Regions from separate parts of the Homo sapiens genome. Here all the other regions are linked to region 1. Evidence: read pairs that join two places in POLR2A ChIA-PET (ENCODE). Cell type or tissue: MCF 10A. All regions are shown on one strand.

The links. Peaks named below come from ENCODE experiments on the same cell type or tissue, not always from the same donor. Only the 100,000 strongest peaks of a DNase experiment are listed, where the experiment ranks them.
Region 2: POLR2A ChIA-PET joins it to region 1 with 10 read pairs; 8 of 35 experiments call an interaction of 5 or more read pairs at or near these places.
Region 3: POLR2A ChIA-PET joins it to region 1 with 24 read pairs; 13 of 35 experiments call an interaction of 5 or more read pairs at or near these places.

What each region holds. Positions count from the first base shown.
Region 1 is chr16:11,533,139-11,535,638 of GRCh38, forward strand. No RefSeq gene overlaps it. Among named protein-coding and RNA genes, the nearest start is that of LITAF, 53 kb to the right of the region's middle. In MCF 10A, no CTCF peak of the experiment used is centred here; a DNase peak (open chromatin) is centred at 1,343.
Region 2 is chr16:11,674,629-11,677,128 of GRCh38, forward strand. It overlaps SNN (stannin), which reads left to right. Exons shown (of 2, transcript NM_003498.6): 2 at 1,347-2,500. The coding sequence starts at 1,432. The coding sequence ends at 1,698. Among named protein-coding and RNA genes, the nearest start is that of SNN, 7.4 kb to the left of the region's middle. In MCF 10A, no CTCF peak of the experiment used is centred here; DNase peaks (open chromatin) are centred at 403 and 1,043.
Region 3 is chr16:11,626,881-11,629,380 of GRCh38, forward strand. It overlaps a transcript of LITAF not described here. Among named protein-coding and RNA genes, the nearest start is that of SNN, 40 kb to the right of the region's middle. RefSeq lists an enhancer at 204-738. In MCF 10A, no CTCF peak of the experiment used is centred here; a DNase peak (open chromatin) is centred at 1,351.

The DNA of each region.
Region 1 (2,500 bases):
AAAAATTCAAATTAGGCTGGGTGCATTGGCTCACGCCTATAGCCCCAGCACTTTTGGAGGCTGAGGAGGGCAGATCATCTGAGGTCCAGAGTTCGAGACCAGCCTGGCCAACATGGTGAAACCCCGTCTCTGCTAAAAATACAAAAATTAGCTTGGTATGTTGGCACACGCCTGTAATCCCAGCTACTCGGGAGGTTGAGGCAGAAGAATCACTTGAACCCAGGAGATGGAGGTTGCTGTGAGCCAAGATCACTCCACTAAAAAAGAAATGCAAATTGAAGCTACAAAACTCAGGCTGGGTGCGGTGGCTCACACCTGTAATCCCAGCACTTTGGGAGGCTGTGGCAGGCGGATCGCTACTTGGGAGATTGAGGCAGGAGGATTGCTTGAACCCGGGAGGCCGAGGTTACAGTGAGCTGAGATCGCACCACAGCACTTAAACCTGGAGACAGAGCAAGACCCCATCCGAAAAAAAAAAAAAAAAAAAGAAGAAGAAGAAATTTTAAAAATTAAGTGAAAAGGCCATGAAGCCTGGATGAAGTAATTGGCGACTAGTGGAGAAACAGGACATGGGCCCTCAGGGAAAAGAAAGAGGAAACAGCACATTGAGGTTTTGCAGGTTAAAGGTGAATGGTAGATCACTTCATATTTGGAGTACGTGAAACTCAAGCAATTTAATCTTTTCAAGGGCAAAGACTATCCTCCCTTTTGTATTGCTCATAACACCTTCACATTGTGGCCATAAAAACGCTGGCTGGGTAGGGAAGGGGAGGCACATTTTCTCTGTCCTAGCAATTCCCCTTCTAGAAATTAACCCAGGCCGGGCACAGTGGCTCCCACCTGTAATCCCAGCACTTTAGGAGGCGAAGGCAGGCATAACACCCAAGGTCTCGAGTTCAAGACCAGCCTGGCCAACAAGGTGAAACCCTGTCTCTACTAAAAATACAAAAATTAGCCGGGCATGGTGGCGTGCGCCTGTAATCCCAGCTGCTCCGGAGGCTGAGGCAGGAGAATTGCTTGAACCTGGGAGGCAGAGGTTGCAAAGAACCGAGATTGCACCACTGTACTCTAGCCCAGGCAACAGAGGGAGACTCCGTCTCAAAAAAAAAAAAAAAGTTAACCTTGTCCTGCTCCTGGAAGGAAACTCCAGGCCCTTGGAATGTGCTGCCTGATGGTAATGTCAGTGTCTTTGTTTACCTGGGGGCCTGGAACCACGCCAGCCAGTCTCTGCTAATGACATGATTTAGGGTGGGGGGTTTGGGCCAGGTGATACCAGCATGACCTCTGGAGGGGCTGGAGACTGAGGTCAACTATGGGCCATTGGCCATGACTGGTTGCCAATAAAAACATTGCACACAAGGCTCTGGTGAGCTTCCTTGGTTGGCAATGCTCTGTGCACATTGCCACACATTATGGCTGGGAGAAATAAGTACTGTCCACGAGTCCACAGGGAGAGGACATCTGGGAGCTTGTGCCTGGCCTCCCTGCCTTATGCACCTTTTCCCTTTACTGATTTTACTCTCTTTCCCTGTAATCAACAGCAGCCATGAGTGCAATGTCTTTTCTGAGCTCTGTGATTCCTTCTAGAAAACCATAGAGGCCGAGAGTGATCTCGGGCCCCTCCTGAAATGCAAACATCTACTGTGTGCCAGTCACTGTTTACTGGGGATACAGCATCAGACAGATGAAAGCCCCTGCCTTCAAGGAGCTGACTTTCTAGTGCAGGAAGACAGATCAGAAGCAAGACAAATAGGCTGAGTGTGGTAGCTCAGCAATTTGAGAGGCCGAGGTGAGAGGATGAAGAGTTTGAGACCAGCCTGGCCAACGCAGTGAGACCCCATCTCTATGAATAAGAAACAAGAAAAGATGACAAAGAAGCTTGTCTTTCAGGAGCAGACGTATAGGGGGCCAGGAAACGCCTCGAGACACAGGCTTGGCACCTATGAGCCAGTCTCCATTAGGACCAGGTCATATTCAGCTTTGATAAGCAGGAGTGGAACAAGCCAAGCAAGTGACACTCAATTTTGCAAGCAGCAGCCACCTGTGTCCCCTTCTCATCGTGGACTCCCGGGTGTGGGTCAGCATCAGCACACCTGGCTTGGGTGAGGATGAGCTGGTGGCCACCTCTGTGTCATTTGAAAACACCCATGTTTCTTTCACAGGCGGACCATAGGTGCTGCCTATCGCCCGGGAAATAAAACATGTAGTTTATGAGTGCAAACAAGGAAAAAGTTCAAGCACAAAAACACAAATGCCTCTGGGAGGATTGACATGTTAGCTGAGGAATCCCAGCTTGGAACCTGGGACCGGTAACTTCACCTGTCAGAATTTCAGTTTGTCTGTAAAATGGAGAGGGGATGTTCATCTTACAGAATCGTTGTGAAATTCAATAACAGAATGTGCCCCGCCCATGGCAGGCACTCAACAGATACTCACTGCTGCTCTGTGCTGGGGTGATCTACAGTCATTGGTCATTATCTTCCTGGCATCCAGAAGCTTA
Region 2 (2,500 bases), 140 kb after region 1:
CACAGGCTTGGCCTGGCCTGGGAGGGGCCTCATCCCCGCTCCCACCCAAATCAGCTGGTGCCCCGACTCCTGGCACTTGCCAGGGGGACCCTCTCTGCCTTCAGAGCCTTAGCCCTCACCGTGCCCCCTGCCAGGAACACTATTCCCCATCAGCACCGCCTCCCTGCCTCCCACCTGCCCACCCAGGTTAGCATCTTGGCACCTGGTTGCTGTGTTCCTGACAATGGCACCCTGTATTGTGAGTGACCGGCATTTGGGGTACTAACCAGTTACAGTCTGGCGCCTGCATTAGATGCTAAGCACCATCAGGGAGGGAGCCTCTGTCTCACCCTCCCTGCCTCCCCGAAGCTTTCCCAAGTGCCTGTCTCCATCTCCCGGGACACTCTACCCTGTTGCTTCCTTGGTTGGCCTCCGTCCAAACCACACAAGGGACTCTACCGCCCAGCTTCCTTCTCAGATGGTGTGCCGCGTTCCAGGGGTCTTCCCAGGCCCGATGCAGTGCCTGGTGACAAAGGCTGTTGTCCAGTACACCCTCTCACAGGTGTCCCCAAAGGACCTGCCTGTTCTGTATATGATGTCTGTTTGGGAGAGGGACTGATGTCATTGTCATTTCTTTTTCTTTTTTTTTTCTTTTTTTTTTTTTTTTTTTGAAGAGACTCTTGCTCCTGTCGCCCAGGCTGGAGGGCTAGAGCGCAGTGGTGAGATCTCGGCTCACTGCAACCTCTGCCCCCCAGCTTCAAGCAATTCTCATGCCTTAGCCTCCCAAGTAACTGGGATTACACGCATGTGCCACCATGCCCAGCTAATTATTGTATTTTAGTAGATACGAGGTTTCACTATGTTGGCCAGGCTGGTCTCAAACTCCTGGGCTCAAGTGATCTGCCGGCCTCAGCCTTCCAAAGTGCTGGAATTACAGGCATGAGTCACTGCACCTGGCCATTTATCTGCTTTCAAACCCCCATCTCTGGCCATTAGGAGGCCCCAGTTGCCCTCAGTCCCTGAGTGGTCATGAACACTGAGTTGGGGCTGGGCTTCCCGAAGGCACACCTTCAGCTGAAGAACCAGAACCATGTCTGGCCCTCTGGCATCCTTTGCTGCAGCTGTCGCTGTCGCAGTGTTCCCGGCTCTGCCGCCAGCGAGGGTGACTCACCTGCCTGGTACAGCAGCACTCGGGGTTTCAAAGGTCATGAACAGGAGCTGGGTGAGCGTGGGTGAGCAGACGCCTTCGAACGCCGGCCAGCATGCTTTTTGTCAGGGTGAGGGTGGGATGGGCAGGTCTGAGAACGATTAAAAATAGACCCCGTGGAAGTGCTAACCGCAGCTCGTCAACCTGCTTTGTCTTTCAGGACTCCCGTGTCCAGCCTGAGTTCCAGCCTCACTGAGTGGCCACCCCCAAAGTGCTGCCAGCCGAGGAAGCCCCCAGCACTGACCATGTCTATTATGGACCACAGCCCCACCACGGGCGTGGTCACAGTCATCGTCATCCTCATTGCCATCGCGGCCCTGGGGGCCTTGATCCTGGGCTGCTGGTGCTACCTGCGGCTGCAGCGCATCAGCCAGTCAGAGGACGAGGAGAGCATCGTGGGGGATGGGGAGACCAAGGAACCCTTCCTGCTGGTGCAGTATTCGGCCAAGGGACCGTGCGTGGAGAGAAAGGCCAAGCTGATGACTCCCAACGGCCCGGAAGTCCACGGCTGAGCCAGGATGCAAGGCTCCTGGTCCTGTTTGCAGCCGGCCAAGAGGCGCTGGGAGGGGCAAAACCATACGGATGCGCTGCTGTCTGAGAGGAAGGGCTGACACTTGCTGGCATGGCCTCTGCGGGCTTCGTCATCGCATGCACTGATGCCCGGGGACCTGGCTGTCCTGGGCTTCCCCTCGGCCTCCAGGTGAGGCTGCCCATTGCAGGCACTGGGCAGGCCTGACCTTGCTGGGGCTCATGGCCCTGTAGCGCTTTTGTTACTTGAATGTCTAGCTGAGCCTGTTTTTGATGGAGCTACTACTGTAATGCGTGAACTAACAAACCTGTGAACTGTAAATAGGCCCCTGGAAGCACGTGCTTAAGCCCTTTTGCTGATTTTTAAAAATATCATCTAGCGCACACGGGACTGGTATTCTGGCTGTACTAATGACAAGCTGAGTCAAGACCCTGGAGGGTCATAGGCTTGTAAAGGCCCACGCCACACTCGGCAGGGGTCTCTCATGTGTGTCCATCTGCGTGTATGTCAAGGAAGTGAGATGCCAATTTGGGGTCTTGAGGCTGACCAGTTGGGGTGCTTGGGTGATCTCTGCTTCATTAGTCATGGGTGGAAGAAAAACCACACCCCCCGCACCCCTCCGTTCTTTCTGCATAGACTCACTTGTTAAATAGCAGTTCTGTTGAGAGTGGAGTTACTGCAGGGAAGCTACCGGACCTGCCTGGGAGCCAGTGAAGGGCGAGTCAGGGCACGCGTCCTGGAGGCTGCCAGCGTCCTTGTAGCAGAGCAGTTTCTTGCCGCTTGGG
Region 3 (2,500 bases), 94 kb after region 1:
CGCTCAGGATGGAGTGCAGTGGCACGATCTTGGCTCACTGCAGCCTCTACCTCCCGGGCTCAGGTGATCCTCCCACCGCAGCCTCCCAAGTGGCTGAGACTACAGGCACGCACCACCATGCCTGGCTAAACAAGCTTCTTCCAGTCTGATCCCATCCCCCTAGGAACCCGGGTGTGGACGGCCTCTCTTACCTTTGCTGCAGACGCGTCCCTCCTTCCTAGCCCCAGGGGCTGTGTCATGCACATGACCAAGCCTGGCCAGTGGCTACCCAGCATCTCCTGAGCCTCAGTGATTGCTCCAGTAATGGGCATGTGACCCAAGCCAAGCCAATGACAATCAACCCCAAGACCCTTGCTGGAGCTCCTTGAATAAGACGAATTCTTTACAAGGCTGGTGAGATGAAAACCCGGAGCTGCCCAGCACCATCTTTGCCAGCAGGTAGAGCAAGCCCACTGGAGAATGAAGCCAACACAGAGAACAGCCAGGCTTGGAGTTGGAGACAGATCCCTGACAGCATGGTCTGAGCTTCTGGATCCAGCCAGGCCTGAAGCTCTTGCCCTCCCCACTTCCCAGTGACACAATACATTCTGCAATGGCATAAACCAGTTCCAGTGGGATTCTGGTTTTTGCAGCATTCTGCTATTCATCCTGACTAATGTATTAGACTTAAAAAAATACAAGGCCTGGGAGTGGCGGCTCACGCCTGTAATCCCAGCATTTTGGAAGGCCGAGGTGGGCAGATCACCTGAGGTCAGCAGTTCGAGACCAGCCTGGCCGACATGGCAAAACCCCATCTCTACTAAAAATACAAAAATTAGCCAGGTGTGGTGGTGCACGCCTGTAGCCCCAGCTACTCTGGAGGCTGACGCAGGAGAATGGCTTGCATCCGGGAGGCAGAGGTTGCAGTGAGCCGAGATTGTGCCACTGTGCTCCAGCCTGGGTAACAGAGCAAGACTCAATATCAAAAAATAAATAAAAATACAAAAATTAGCCGGGCGTGGTACCACACATCTGTAGTCCCAGCTACTCGGGAGGCCGAGGCAGGAAAATCATTTGAACCCAGGAGGCGGAGGTTGCAGTGAGATTGCGTCACTGCACTCCAGCCTGAGCGACAGAGTGAGACTCTGTCAAAAAAAAAAAAAAAAAAAAAAAACAAGGCCTGTAATTCTCCATTGGCCCAAGACAAGCACAGTCCTGCAGAACACAAAGACACATTTGCTCCTTGAAAGATTCACAGGAAGGGAAAAATATTTCCCATTCTGTGGTAATGAATCAATACCCAAATAAGACCTGGTTCGTTTCTCAAGCAGGTAATCCTGCCCAACAGCCATGACTCATCCCAGCCCCAACCAGCCCTGAGGTTGGTGTGGCCCCAGATAACTCGCTAAACTTGGGGCCGCCCCAGATTTTCCATGTTTGCGTGTCTCCTCTCCTTTCTCTTCCAGCTAAGAGTCCTGGGAACTCTTTCTAGAGTTCCAAGTAAACGCTTTGCAGAACGCCCAACCCAGATCAACACCCAGTAGATGCTCTCAGAGCACAAGGAGACATCCGGAGATCTTGCTTTTACCGAAAGTATCCAATGAAAGGGAAAAAACAAAGTTGGTCTTGACCCTTTCTATTTTTTTATTTTTTTGTTTCTTTTAGTCAAGATCTTGCTCTGTTGCCCGGGCTGGAGTGCAGTGGCACGATCATAGCTCACTTCAGCCTCAAACTCCTAGGGTCAAGGGATCTTCCCGCCTTAGCCTCCAAGTAGCTGGGATTACAGGTGTGTGCCACCACGGCTGGCTAATATTTTTTCTTTTCTTTTTTTTTTTGAAACTGAGTCTTGCTCTGTCATCCAGGCTGGAGTACAGTGGCGTGTTCTCAGCTCACTGCAACCTCCATCTCCCGGGTTCCAGTGATCCTCCTGCCTCAGCATTCCTAGTAGCTGGGATTTCAGGCGCACACCACCATGCCCAGCTAATTTTTGTATTTTAGTAGAGATGGAGTTTCGCCATATTGGCCAGGCTGGTCTCGAACTCCTGACCTCAAGTGATCTGCCCGCCTTGGCCTCCCAAAGTGCTGGGATTATAGGCGTGAGCCATTGCTCCCAGCCTATTTTAGTTTTTTTAGAGACTGGCATCTCACTATGTTGCCCAGGCTGGCCTTGAACTCCTGGCCTCAAGTAATCCTCCCGCCTCGCCCTTCCGAAGTGCTGGGATTACAGGCATAAGCCACGGCACTCAGGCTTGCCCCCTCTTACCAAGTGCTGGGATGGCACCCAGGACCTCAGCAGCAAAGGGAGCCTAACAGGCATCAGATGAGGAAGGCTCAGAAGGCTGAGCGCAGGGAAGGAGCCTCTGTCCGCAGGACACCGAGGACTTTGGGGAAGGCACTCAGCCGGGAAGTCAGACATGACCTCATCCTAGTTGAGGTTCCGTAGAAGCAGAGCCTGTGATGGAGATGTGGGTGCATGTGGTTTTCTAGAAGTGAGGGTTCTCAGAAGAGGGGAGTAAGGAGA